3 separate regions of the Homo sapiens genome follow, and all the other regions are linked to region 2. Evidence: read pairs that join two places in POLR2A ChIA-PET (ENCODE). Cell type or tissue: PC-9. All regions are shown on one strand.

What was found. Peaks named below come from ENCODE experiments on the same cell type or tissue, not always from the same donor. Only the 100,000 strongest peaks of a DNase experiment are listed, where the experiment ranks them.
Region 1: POLR2A ChIA-PET joins it to region 2 with 5 read pairs; 1 of 35 experiments calls an interaction of 5 or more read pairs at or near these places.
Region 3: POLR2A ChIA-PET joins it to region 2 with 5 read pairs; 1 of 35 experiments calls an interaction of 5 or more read pairs at or near these places.

What each region holds. Positions count from the first base shown.
Region 1 is chr2:152,728,172-152,733,171 of GRCh38, reverse strand. The region is part of intron 2 of ARL6IP6 (ARF like GTPase 6 interacting protein 6); the gene reads right to left. Among named protein-coding and RNA genes, the nearest start is that of ARL6IP6, 12 kb to the right of the region's middle. In PC-9, no CTCF peak of the experiment used is centred here; DNase peaks (open chromatin) are centred at 2,011 and 2,411; H3K4me3 peaks cover 897 bases; H3K27ac peaks cover 1,549 bases.
Region 2 is chr2:153,590,484-153,595,483 of GRCh38, reverse strand. It overlaps a transcript of GALNT13 not described here. Among named protein-coding and RNA genes, the nearest start is that of RPRM, 110 kb to the right of the region's middle. RefSeq lists enhancers at 2,287-2,876, 1,749-2,948. In PC-9, no CTCF peak of the experiment used is centred here; a DNase peak (open chromatin) is centred at 2,223; H3K4me3 peaks cover 3,429 bases; H3K27ac peaks cover 3,912 bases.
Region 3 is chr2:153,430,396-153,435,395 of GRCh38, reverse strand. It overlaps a transcript of GALNT13 not described here. Among named protein-coding and RNA genes, the nearest start is that of RPRM, 46 kb to the left of the region's middle. In PC-9, no CTCF peak of the experiment used is centred here; a DNase peak (open chromatin) is centred at 2,855.

The DNA.
Region 1 (5,000 bases), 860 kb after region 2:
AAGGAAAAGAAGTTAGATCCATACCAGATACCCTATACCAGACTAAATTCTAAAACGTACCAAATAATCTAAATATAAAGTTGTAGAAGCAATCATTGGAAAAACTGGAAAAGTCATTTATAGCCTTGGAGAGATAAAGACCTTTCTAACCATGATACAAAAATTCAAGACTCATATAAGACACAGAATTTCAACTATATACAGTCAGCCCTTCCTATCCACAAGTTCCGTATCTGGAATTCAACCAACCTTGGATGAAAAATATTTGGAAAAAAAAAAAGTAACAATACAACAATAAAAATAATGCCAATCAAAACCAATACAGTATAACAACTATTTACATAACATTTACATTATATTAGGTATTAGAGAGAGTAAATGGGAGGATGTGCATAGGTCATATACAAATACTATCCAATTTCATATAAAGGACTTGAGGATCCAGATTTTGGTATCCAGAGGGGGTCCTGGAACCAATTCCTCATGGATACTGAGGGACAACTGTATATAGGTAAACACACATATTACTATATATGCATAGCAAAATAAAATGTCAAATTGAATGACAAAAAATTTTTAAATAAAACATACCTTTGCAACTTACAGCATAAGGGAAAATTTCCTGCTAATACAGATAATTCCTAGAAGCCAATAAAAAAAAAGACCAGCAATCCAAAATCCAAATATAAAGTTAAATGCAATTGCAGAATAAAAACTACAAATGTTAAAACATGAACAGATGCTCAATTCAATACCATTAATAATCAGAGAAATTAGGTATCATTTTTTCATCAACTGACAAAAATCAAAAAGTTGGATAACATTCTCTGATGCTGAGGCTGTGAATAAACAGAAACTCTTCATGCATGGCTGTTTTGGAGAGTAAATTGTTTTAATTTCTATGGAGAGCAGTTTGGCAGTATCTGTTAAAATGATGCACATATATGTTCTTTACTCCAGTAACTTTATATGTCTTTAGGACAATATATCTCTGTATATTATAATATACAATTTTATATATATATACCTTTGTATATTATACAAACCTGTATAAAATGATGTATATACAAGATTGTTCTCTGTAGCTTTGTTCATAATAACATAGATTGAAAACAACCTAAATTATCAGTAATGAAGGTAAAGGATTGGTTAATTAAGTACATCCATACAATAGAATACTATGCAGCTATAAAAATGAATGAGGAAGCTCTTTAGGTACTGATATGGAAAGATCCTGAAAATATACTGGTGAGCTGAAAAACTGAAAGTTCAGAACAGCTCTATGCATTTGTATAAATAAGGGGAAAATATGTATTATACACATACATATATACATATGTTGTATATATGAAGAAATGTATATTGTACTTAGATATTTTAAAAAATTTCTGGAAGGATGTAAGAATTTAACATTGGTTCTCTGAGGAGGGAGGAAAGAGTGGTTGGGAGAAAAGAGTAAGCCTTTTCAGTCTATACTCTTTTACACTTTTTGAATTTTGACCCATATGACTATTCTACCTATTCAAAATAGAACTAAGTAAATTTGTAAAAAATAAAAAAATTCAGTCAGGTAGTACTTTTTGAACAGAGGAGCAGCAAGGAGGTCGTATCAGAATCTTTGTGGACTCATTTTTAAACTGCGTCTTTAAAACAGGTTTCTGAGAGTGTGTTCCATGCCTCAAGAATACAGGAAGAGTTGAGAACCCTAGCAGATGACTTACGAATTATCAAATTTCCTGACTATACAAATTATCCACCAGTCTTATTTTAGCAAGAAGCAGGTAAAAAGTACATGCAATGGACTGTTTGTAAATCTTGTGAAGCTCAGTAACAGACTGAAAAAACTGTTAAAGTACAGACTCAGAAGAATTATTAATAGAAAGTGTGGTAAATTATATCTCCTGATAGTTCCCTCCTCCCATCTCCCACCTGTTAAAGAGCTAATGGGCTCTGTGTTCATTTCTCCAGAAGAGGGATGTGGCAAAGCAGAAAGAAGAAATAGCCTGTTTTTCTACTTTACATTGCACAATATTTACAGAAACCAGTGTACAGATATAATCAGGGATAGGAGTGTGGATAAACACAATATGTCTTGAATGCACAGCAAAGACAATGAGTTGATTGGAGTACAGATAAAATGTTTGTGTGGAACAGGGAGAGAGTGAGGGGCTTATCGACAAGTGAGAAAGATTTCCTTAGTTTAAATAAAGTAGGTTGTATGCATGTTTGCACTTATGTGTGTAAATGGGGAAAGGGAGTAGTGCTACTGGGGCTTCCTGACAAAAGCATCTAGAAAAGCCCATGCAAAACCACACAGGGAGTATAGCTGTGTACAGTATCTTGGTAGGTAAGTACAGAGCCAAGCCTGCAGATGCCTCTGCCCTAAGCCTGGCATAGAAACACCACATGGTCATGTGGCTGGAAGTTGCCACATCTGAAACACCATCCTGACCACAATAAAAGATACTTCAATACTCACTATAGCAAATGTCTTGAGGATTAGTCTGCACCTTCACCCCAATATCCTGGCACAGTATCCACCTCTAGCACCTCAACCCAACCTGGAATTGGGTGAACAGAACCTTAGAATAACCTTCCTACCAATCTATCAGGATAGAGGGTAAAAAAAAAAAATTATAAGATTTAGTCTACAACTACAACTTAGGGGTTGCTATACTGCCAAATAGCTGTTATTTGCTATTATTTAGATGACTATGTCTAAAGAGGGGAGAAAATAATTGACAAGTTTACTCAAAGTTTAACATACTTCTCCAGAACAAAGATGATAGTTAAGAAAAATAAAGTGTTTGGGGACTGCTATAGAACGATGAAACTTCTAGATAAGTGAGGAAAGACACAAAGTAACATAAAAATAATCAAATGTGAGGCTTTCTAAAGCCTGTTGAACTTTTTCACTTGAGTGCTTTAATAGGGTACCTGTCAAATTTAATACAAGAATATTCTTGAGTTTTTCCAAAATTACTATTCCACAATCTAAGTACTTACTTCGCATTGAGCATTTTTATTATTTTATGTTCATTTTAAACTAATCAGAAGCTGCATCATGGGTAAGTCAGGTCACAATGATAGGGGTAAAAAAAGTACATTGCAATATTGTGGTCTAGAAGTGTTTATGATTCGGGAAATTACCTAATTCATTTGCAAATAAGCAGAAAAGCCACAGAAAATGGTAACTCCCCAACAACTAAATTTTTTACAAGTCAGTACCTGCAGAATCCTCATGCTAAAATTTTGATGTTTTATAAGCCCTTAGAAAGAATTAACAACTTTAAAAAGAATATAAAAATGAAAGCATATTAAATGAAATTCTTCCTTCCTCAGTTTGCCAATTTCATTCCTAAAAGTGATCAGCTAAGAGTCTGGTGTGCATCTTTCCAAAAATTATATACATATCTAGGTAATACAGGTACATATATAAAGCTAGTTATATATAAAACGTATATATATCTTCTCAGCTTATTTTCCACAAGTGAGATTCTCACCAGAAAAATGGTTCTGCATTTTGCTTTTTTCACATATTCTGGAGACCTTTCCTATCAGCACCCACAGCCACAGTTCTGTTGTGTGTGTGTTTTTTTTTAATTCTAGCTTTTCTCTATTACAAACAATGCTCCAAGGAACATTCTTGTATTTAAGGGTACAGTTGTACAAGGACATAGATGTTACAAATTTCCAGAATAACTGCTACCAAAGGTTGCAGGCTTTTAAATAAATACACACATCCTTCGTTCTTCTCTACAGCTCAATATTCATCAGTTGATGAAATGATGTGTGTGCATATATGTGTGTACACACACACACACACACACACACACAGACAAAGTCTGGCTCTGCCACCCAGGCAACCTCCACCTCCCAGGTTCAAGCAATTCTCTGGCACAGCCTCCCAAGTAGCTGGGATTACAGGCGCCTGCCACCACACCCAGCTAATTCTTGTATTTTTAGTAGACACAGGGTTTCACCATCTTGACTAGGCTGGTCTTGAACTCCTGACTTCATGTTCCACCCGCCTCAGCCTCCCAAAGTTCTGGGATTACAGGCGTGAGCAACTGTGCCCAGCCAAAGTGATGTATATTAATTTTTTTTTTTTTTTTTGAGAAGGAATCTTGCTGTGTTGCCAGGCTGAGTGCAGTGGCGCAATCTCGGCTCACTGCAACCTCCGCCTCCCAGGTTCAAGCAGTTCTCCTGCCTCAGCCTCCAGAGTAGCTGGACTACAGGTGTGCACCACCACATTCAGCTAATTTCTGTACTTTTAGTAGAGACGAGGTTTCACCATGTTGGCCAGGCTGGTCTTGATCTCTTGACCTCATGATCCGCCTGCCTGGGGCTCTCAAAGTTCTGGGATTTCAGTCAGACGCCACCACGTCTGGCCAATGAAATGATGTATACTAATCTTTTCCATCAATTGAAACCTCTTAAGACTGTTTTCATCCAAAGCAAAAACAGGGATGGGTAGGAATTTCCTATCCCAATCCCTTTGCTGGAATATTATAGACACCTATCTAAGGGTATATTTGTTTTGGCTTATTTTTCAAAATAAGCCATTCTGGTGTCAGGGAGCAGTTACTCTTCTAAAAATATGCTGGCAACTTTATTTCTATAAAACCTTCCAGCAAAAGAGGCTGTTATATGCTCTAAATATTTTCATTTTGTTTAACAGTTTTAGCTTACGGGGATGAGGCAACTTTCAAGAAGTTTTATGAAGTCAGACACAGAGGCACCAATTTACACATATTATATATAATCAGAATACACCAGAAAAAAACAAAACTCTCATGGTTCCTATACTAGGGAAAGGTTTCCTATTAAATAAGTGTTAGGCAATCAATTGCACACACTTCATAAAACTTCATAAGTAAACAATGGGATTAAACGTGACTGTATACTAGTAATTTCCAAGTCCTGGGTAAGAGATTCTGACATTTGAAATGTTTAAATAAACTGGTATACTTATATTATGAAATACAATGCAGTCATGA
Region 2 (5,000 bases):
CTTATATTGAAATAATTTTATATCTGAGTTTTTTATATAACATAAAATTTTGTTTTATTATACAAACTGAGTGCCTTTTTATTTTAATAGATATCTTCTTTACATTTATTGTTATAAACAAACATTTAAATTTGGTCATTTCATTTTTTTAATTTTTAATCTTCATTTTTTTCCTATTATTTGGCACGTGGTCTCTATTATCTACTTTGAGTGTGATTTTTTTTCCCCATCAAATTACATTGAAGTTTTATTTTCTTCTTTTGATTTTGTAATGGATACTATTAACACTTCAAATCATATAAGTAAACCTTTATTTATTACCAACTCTAAAATATTTAAATACTACAAAAAAAGTACATTTTCTCCTATTTTTTCACTCCCTCCATGCCACAATATATTAACATTTTATATTTTGTCTAGAATTATGTCAGTTGTATTTCTTATGGATCCAAGATTTATTTTTGTAATTACTTAGATTTAGATTGAATTTTAGTATTCTTTCACATAGCTTCATCATTCCTGAGACTGTAATTTTGATCTGCTTATTGGTTGGCTGAAATTTGTAGTCAAATAGTTTTATTTTCCAAGGACTCATAAGTGCTATATACTTGAGATTTTTAATGCTTGAGAATGTATTTGTTTTAGCTAGATGACGGCAGAAGCGATTAGCAAAATGGATAATGAAAGATTACATTTTATGTTGCTTTTAACTTGTAAAACTATTGTGTTTACAATTTGTACTTAGAAAAACAGTCAGGGGACCCGCTTGAGTAAAAGCAGATAATGAGATAAGTTTTGAACAAATATATTTACCTTCATCATATACTTGATATGTTCAAAAGGAAATATAGGTCTGCAGTTAGGAAGAAATATCACAACTGAAAGGTAAAGGTATTAGAGTTTCAGCATATAGGTGCAAGTTGAATTTATTAGAAGAGATAAGATTACAAAAAAAATGAGGATAATTGAAAGATTTCTGTGCAATATGATCACTTAAAGGCAAGTGAAAGGGAGATCATGATTAGAAAACATAATCAGAACTAGGAAGAAACTCAGAAGATAGTATCGTGGAAGACAAGTCGAGAAAAAATGTTTCCAAAAGCCAAGTACAGTCACCCAAGGCAAATGTTATATAAATGATAATTAAGCCCTAGAATTTTTAATCAAAATGTAAACCTTCTTTGGTTATTTTTAGTCATTGGTAACCTTTATTAGAACAGTTTTAGAAGAGTGCTGTGAGCAAAATTGTGGCTTATAATGGGAATTAATATCCAGCAGCTGTGTATATAAGAGAGCATGAGGAAAGTAAAATACATAAACATTCAGGGGAAATGTTTTTCACATTCATTTGACTTTTAGATTTCAGAAAATTACCAAAGAAAAGGTAAACAAAAAGTTAGGTTTGACTTTATAAAATTAATAATAATTACCCTAATTAATGTAAATTGCCTGTCATTACTGGATAATTACCAAGTATAGAATATCTATGATGCATATTGTCAATGTGGGTCAGATTATTTTACGGCAAGTTATTGAGTTAAAAAGAAGCCCTTTTCATGGAGCTTCAGTCTTCATTGACTTCTGGAACATTACTCTCTGTACAAGATTTCAAAGAAGCAGAAAGGCCACTAGCTCCTAAGAGAGTTCTTATACCACCAGAAAATGGGTCAGTGGTTTATCAAGTCCAGTGATATTTTATGTTACATTTTAATGTAAACATTTGGTGTGGAACATTGAACATTAAAGCACTGAAGCATAATTTTTTAAGGAATTTGTGCTGTAAGAAAAAGAGATGTGATTCCTCTAGTCTCTTTCCCACCACCCTGATACCATCTTTCCTAAACCCCTACACCTCATTCCACCATGTAGAGATTGTTTACAAAGATGGCAAATGAACAAGTTTGTTGAGATAGGAAGTACTTGGCAAAGAATCTCAACAAAAGCAACAGGATTATTAAGATTGTTGCCCTTTGTCTTTCACTACCAGAGTGGGTAGGGAAGGACCATCAGGTTGGGGCAGGGCTAGGTGTGTCTGAGCTCACACGCTACTTGAATGGGTCTTGCTGTGGCTGCTGTGGGGGATGGGGGTGAGATTCCCAGCTCACTGGAGTTGTGTACCTAGGAGGATTATGGCTGCTTCTGCTGAGTCATGCAGGTTGTCAGGGAAGTGGAGAAAGCCAGCAGTCACAGGCCTCACTCTGCTCTCACGCAAACCGCAAACCGAAGGGCTGGTCTCACTCTCACTGGGTACCCCCAACAGCCCCAAGTCTGTTTACAGATGGTGAGCGAGATGGGCTTGAGAACTTGCCTCAGGCTACCCACCTCCCAGCTGCAAAAGAAAAGGGCTGTGAAGTCTGCACACTGGGATTTGCCCCCTCCCCCGAGTTCTGGCCATGAGGTTTCTCACCCTGTTCTCACCCAGTTCAAATTGTTACAAAGTTCACCTAGAGATTTCCTTCTTCCTGTGGCGCTTTATCCCCTGCTCCTCTGGCTTCCCTCCTGACGGATCTTTGTGATGCCAGGCAGGAATGAACTGTTTGGGGACCCAGCGAGTTCCCAGGGCCTTTCTGCTGCTTCTTCTACCCCTGTATTTCACCCGGCTCTCTAAATTGACTCATCTCAAGGTAAGGTCAGAAGCTTCTCTCGCAAACAGGCTTTAAGTTTCTCCACTGGGGGTGTGTGTTCCGGAGAGGAGGGTCTCCCTTTCCCACTTCTGCAGTTGGGGCACTCGCAGTATTTGGGGTCTCTCCCAGGTCCTTCAGGAAAAGTCCATTTCCTTCAGAGGGTCTGTGGGTCCTTATCCATTGTCTATAATTCCACTCTTTACATCAATGTGTGTACATTTTTTAGCACCCATTTATGAGTGAGAACATAGGATATTTGTCTTTCTGTGTCTGGCTTGTTTCACTTAAAATAATGACCTCCAGTTCTACTCATGGTGCTGCAAAAGACATAATTTCATTCTTTTATGGCTGAATAGTAATCCATAGTGGGTATATGCCACATTTTCTTTATCAAATCATACAATGATAGACACTTAGGTTGATTTCATTGATTTCATATCTTTCCTACTGTGAATAGTGCTGTGATAGACATTCCACTGCAAGTATCATTTTGATATACTGATTTATTTTCTTTTGAGTAGAAGACAAGTAGTGAAATTGCTGGATTGAGTTACAGTTACATTTTTTTGTTCTTTGAGAAATCTCTATACTGTCTTCCAGAGAGATTGTACTAATTCACATTCCTACCAACAATATATGAGAGTTCCCTTTTCACTGCATCCTCACCAACATCTGTTGTTTCTTGACTTTAATGCTAGCCATTCTGACTGTTGTAAGACGATATCTCATTGTAGTTTTAATTTGCTTTACTCTAGTAATTAGTAATCTTGAGCATTTTATATATATATATATATAATCTGTTAACCATTTGTCAGTTTGCTTTTGAAAAAATTCTGTTCATGTCCTTTGCCCACTTTCTAAGGCTATTATTTTTTGTTGTTATTGAGTTGTTTGAGTTTCTTGTAAATTCTGGATATTCGTCCCTCATCTTGGGAACAGTTTGCAAATATTTTATCTCATTCTGCAGGTTATCTATTTACCCTGTTGATTATTTCTTTTGCTTTGCAGAAGTTTTTTAGTTTATTTAAGTCCCATTTGTCTGTTTTTATTTTTATTGCCTGTGCTTTTGAAATCTTCATCATAAATTTTTTGCCTAATGTCCAGAAGAGTTTTCCCTGTGTTTACTTCCAGTGTTTTTACAGTTTGGGGTCTTACATTTAAGTCTCTAATCCATATTGTGTTGATTTTTGTATATGGTGAGAGATATAGATATAGCTTTATTCTTCCCCCATGACAATTTATTTTGTTCTGTTGATATATGTGTTTATTTTATAATAGTACCATGCTGTTTTGGTTACTGTAGCTTTGTAATCTAACTTGAAGTCAGGTAATGCAATGCCTCCAACTTTTTCTTGCTTAGAATTCTTTTGGCTATTTGGAGTCCTTTTTGGTTCCATATAAATGTTACAATTCTATTTTTCTAATTCTGAGGGAAATTATGGTATTTTGATAGGGACTGAATTGAAGCTATAGATTACTTTGGATGTTATGGTCATTTTAATGATATTAACTCTTCTGACTCATGAGTTTGGGATGTTTTTCGATTTGTGTCACCTACTATTTCTTTCATCAATGTTTTGTAATTGTCCTCTTAGAGGTTTTTTATCTCCTTGGTTAAATATATTCCTAGGTAATTTTTTTGTAGCTGTTGTAAATGTGATTGATTTCTTGATCTTGTCAGCTAGGTTACTGGTATATAGAAACATGACTGATTTCTATATGTCAATTTTTATCCTGCAACTTTATTGAATTCAGTGATCAAATCTAAGAGTTTTCGTGGTGGAATTATAAGGTTATTCTAGACATAAGATTGTACCATCAGCAAACAAGAATAATCTGACCTTCTCTTTTCCAATTTGGATGACTTTTTTTCTTTTCCTTACCTGATTTCTCTGGCTAAGACTTCTAGTACAATGTTGAATAGGAGTGGTGAAAATTAGCATCCTTATCTCATTCCAGTTTCTAAAGGGAATGTTTTCAACATTTCTCCATTCAGTGTTATATTGGCTGTGGGTTTGTCATATATGGCAATTATTACTTTGAGACACAATCCTTCTATATCTGGTTTGCTGAGGGTTTATCACAAAGAGATGTTGAATTTTATCAAATACTTTTTTGCTTCTATTGAGATGATTACATGGGTTTGTCCTTCATTCTGTTGATGTATGTACCAAATTTATTGATTTGCATATGTTTAACCACCCTTGCATTGCTGTATAAAACTTACTTTATTGTGTTTTTTAAAATGTTTTGTTGAATTTGGTTTTCAGTATTTTGTTGAGAATGTTTGCATATAGGTTCATCAGTATATTGGTCTGTAGTTTTTGTTGTTGTTTTTCTGTCCTTGTCTGGTTTTGGTATCAGTGTAATACTGGC
Region 3 (5,000 bases), 160 kb after region 2:
TGCCATCCCCATCAAGCTACCAATGACTTTCTTCACAGAATTGGAAAAAAACTACTTTAAAGTTCATATGGAACCAAAAAAGAGCCTGCATCGCCAAGTCAATCCTAAGCCAAAAGAACAAAGCTGGAGGCATCACGCTACCTGACTTCAAACTATATTACAAGGCTACAGTAACCAAAACAGCATGGTACTGGTACCAAAGCAGATACAGACCAATGTAACAGAACAGAGCCCTCAGAAATAATGCCGCATATCTACAACTATAAGATCTTTGACAAACCTGACAAAAACAAGAAATGGGGAAAGGATCCCCTATTTAATAAATGGTGCTGAGAAAACTGGCTAGCCATATGTAGAAAGCTGAAACTGGATCCCTTCCTTACACAGTATACAAAAATTAATTCAAGATGGATTAAAGACTTACAGGTTAGACCTAAAACCATAAAAACCCTAGAAGAAAATCTAGGCAATACCATTCAGGACATAGGCATGGGCAAGGACTTCATGTCTAAAACACCAAAAGCAATGGCAACAAAAGACAAAATTGACAAATGGGATCTAATTAAACTAAAGAGCTTCTGCACAGCAAAAGAAACTACCATCAGAGTGAACAGGCAACCTACAAAATGGGAGACAATTTTTGCAACCTACTTATCTGACAAAGGGCTAATATCCAGAATCTACAATGAACTCAAACAAATTTACAAGAAAAAAACCAAACAACCCCATCAAAAAGTGGGCAAAGTATACGAACAGACACTTCTCAAAAGAAGACATTTATGCAGCCAAAAAACACATGAAAAAACTCATCATCACTGGCCATCAGAGAAATGCAAATCAAAACCACAATGAGATACCATCTCACACCAGTTAGAATGGTGATCATTAAAAAGTCAGGAAACAACAGGTGCTGGAGAGGATGTGGAGAAACAGGAACACTTTCACATGGTTGGTGGGACTGTAAACTAGTTCAACCATTGTGGAAGTCGGTGTGGCGATTCCTCAGGGATCTACAACTAGAAAGACCATTTGACCCAGCCATCCCATTACTGGGTATATACCCAAAGGATTATAAATCATGCTGCTATAAAGACACATGCACATGTATGTTTATTGCAGCACTATTCACAATAGCAAAGACTTGGAACCAACCCAAATGTCCAACAATGATAGACTGGATTAAGAAAATGTGGCACATATACACCATGGAATACTATGCAGCCATAAAAAATGATGAGTTTATGTCCTTTGTAGGGACATGGATGAAGCTGGAAACCATCATTCTCAGCAAACTATTGCCAGGACAAAAAACCAAACACCGCATGTTCTCACTCATAGGTGGGAATTGAACAATGAGAACACATGAACACAACAAGGGGAACATCACACACCGGGGACTGTTGTGGGGTGGGGGGAGCAGGGAGGGATAGCATTAGGAGATATACCTAATGCTAAACGACGAGTTAATGGGTGCAGCACACCAACATGGCACATGTATACATATGTAACAAACCTGTACGTGGTGCACATGTACCCTAAAACTTAAAGTATAATAATAATAAAATTAAAAAAAAGTATAAGTAACTATCTGATAAGGCCATTATTTCTAATTTTTTCAAATATATGTTCGGATTTAATGATGTTAAAACTCTTCTCTTTTGAGGGTAAAAAGTTGTTGAAGTACATGGAGAGTTGGTTCAATTTTTTAATTTAAAAGATGAAGAAAATTCCTGCTCCGCTAAACTCTACCTTCTCTAGGTATTTGCTAAGGATTTTTTTTGCAAAGAATATGCTGACTCTGTAATTAAAAAAATGTATTATTAAAGTCTGAAACTTTACTTAGAAGTTATGTGGAATAGTTAATATTTATTTGAAAAAACAAGCATTAATAGGGAATGAGAAAAGAAAACAAAGTTAACGTGTACAGTATTCTATAAGAATAATGACACCAGGATAAGAGGATTGCCAAAGCCTAATTTGGAGTGGAAAATTAATTATCAAAGGTGTTACATATAATTGTCCACTAAATTATACTTGACATTAAATCAAGGGGAAATAAAAACACCTTAAATCATCCCATTGCCACTTCATGTGAACTATGAAAGAATGTGGTAGATCAGAACCTTCTAAGACCACAATTTCTTATTTTTTAAATGAGGGTAGCAAGATTGAATCCTGTTTCAAGTTCTCCTTTGAAATCAATGATGAGACTTTTTATTTTTACAATTTCCTCTCTTCTTAGAATAAATAGTCTCTTCATTTACTCTCACACAAAATTTCTCTAATTATTTCCATATTCTCTTACAGTAAGGCTTGACCTCTGAGCTTGTATTACTAGATAATATAGAGGAGAGTCTCCAAATGCTTGGAGTGTCTATGTATATGCCTGTGTGTGTGTGCACGTGCATGAGTGCGTGTTATGTGTGTTTAGCCCCCAAGAAGAAAAAATAAAAGACACTGCAAAAATTAGGTAGGTCATTAAATCAAGTAGGATTTTATGAAACTATTTTACAAATCATTCTGTTTGATGGACATTTATTATCTTTAAGAGGTAAGTTTAATCTAGGTGAAGTTATTTTCTGCCTTATTTTTAAATCATAATGTTGATTAAATCTTCAATAAAACAACTAAAATGAAACGTTGCACTGATTGCAATGCCCCCCAACCACCTCCCCACCCCCCAGCCAAAAACTCTGCAAAGGGTTTCTGTCAGAAAAACAGTCCAGAAGAAAAGGTGACAACTAGATCAGGTGGATGACAAGCAGCACTGGGGGTGGGGGATGGGGCAGAAGCTTCTGCCAAGCAATAGGTGAAACTTGAAACCCAAGTGTGTATTAATCTGAATCACTTGTCAACTTGTAGGGTCACTGACCTTGAAGAAATGAATTTATTTCCTGGTCAAATACTTTCTGAAAAGGTGCTCACATTTTAATCAATTTTCAGGCCCTCACTAAAGTCCAGATTAATTTGTGCAGCTCGAAAGTTAATTAAACCCCTTCTTCCAACAAAACAGATTCATTCCAAACCATTTGATTCCTGCTTATGACCATTTCTTAAAAATGCTTTTGAAAAAAATCCACTGGTGGTAACAGCAACTGAGGATCCCTGGGAGCCCTGGAGTTGTTGTTCACAGTCTTTGGAATACTATCCTGTGGCTTTTAGATAGGAGTGTTAACAATTTTCAACAACACACAAGTGTACTATTGACCTCTGTAAGAATCCACTCTAGGAAGCAAGGTTGTTGATTTCATGGAAATTGAAAAATCACAAATTCCTTCTCCTTTTTTTTCCCATTTCCAGTTATCTTAATATTTCCCAAACCAGAACACTAAAAAAGAAACAAAAAAATTAATTATTTAAAGATGTTATACAAGAAGAAAAAGTAGTTTGAAGTCTGAGTGTTCCTGGAAGTTTAAAATGTTCTTGCATATTTTTTAAAGCTTCCTAGGAGCTATTACAGCTGCAATACTTGAGGGAGAAATAAATGAAGTATGAATATGTGGTCCAATATAATGTGATTGTCTTCTGGCTGTAAATTCAACTGTCTTCACTGATTGTTGAGAAAGCAATGGTGTTATACATGTAACTGATTACTTTTTATAGCCATTCTGTGTGAAATATATTAGATGTTTAAAAGAAATGGGTGATCCCTTTCACAAAGATCTGAAAAAGGCAAACCCTCTCCATCATTTGACAGATGCAGAAAGCTGGAGAATGGCCTCCAATCCCATGCTAATTGTCTGTCCAGTAGAGCTCTCCTGTGAGGCAAAATGAGGGGCTAGAAGCCTAGAAAGGGAGCAGGAGGTTGAGCAGCACTTGCTGTGTCTTTTGTAATCAGATGAACATGGTCTCGAGAACCAAGGGGCAAAACTACTGCTAACTTCTTTGCTGTTTTTGTGCAATTGTAATTTAAATCAAGCCAAGTGTATACCTAGGTGAGGTTCTGTCCCTGCTCTCATCTGAAAAGCCACTATTGACAAGCTCAATTTTAGGATGGTCATTTATTAGCTGAAAGACATCTACACATGGCATGCCTCACGATCACCTCTATCACACTGAGTTTCAAAGCCAAAATAATGGTGAGCTCAGCAGAAAAAATCTGGAAAGATGCTCAAGGCCTAAGACAAAAAAGAAAGGGCAAAATTAGGTTATTAACTTAAACTAGGCAACTATAACATCAGTAAAAATTGTCCTAGTAAAATACAGTATACCTAATTATGTCAACTTTTTTTGTTTTTTTTTTTTTTTGACAGAGTCTCTCTCTGTTGCCTAGGCTAGAGTGCAGTGGCACAATCTCGGCTCACTGCAACCTCCGCCTCCCAGGTTCAAGTGATTCTCCTGCCTCAGCCTCTAGAGTAGCTGAGATTACAGGCATGTGCCACCATGCCCAGCTAATTTTTGTATTATTAGTAGAGACGGGGTTTCACCATGTTGGCCAGGCTGGTCTCGAACTCCTGACCTTGTGATCCGCCCACCTCAGCCTCCCAAAGTGCTGGAATTACAGGCGTGAGCCACCATGCCTGGCTACGTCAACTTTTAAATATCATTCCTCTTATAATCCTAAATAGTTTAAACCCTATATAGAAATATAAGAGCTGGTGAGGATTTCAATTTAAGCAATTTATTTCCTTTATAAAATTTTAAATGAGTAGCTCAAGCAGGGGTCTTATATCAAAATAACATAACTATCCTCAGGTGAGTTCTCTATACCCAGGATATAAGCAGTTTATTGACATATTCAAATATATGAAGCAACTGTCATGGCAGAGCATCCGAGATCAATGGATACTTAAAGACTCAAGAGATCTGTGATCCCCCTGAAATTATAAGCTAGACTTAGTCTCTCTCTCTCTCTCTCTCTCTCTCTCCCTACCTACCTATCTATTAATACCTATCATTTGCATTTTAGGGGACAGGAAGCCATTAGTATTAATGAAAATCTTAAAAGAATACACCACGTGTAACTTTATAAGTCACATATGTAAAGGGTTACTTGTTAC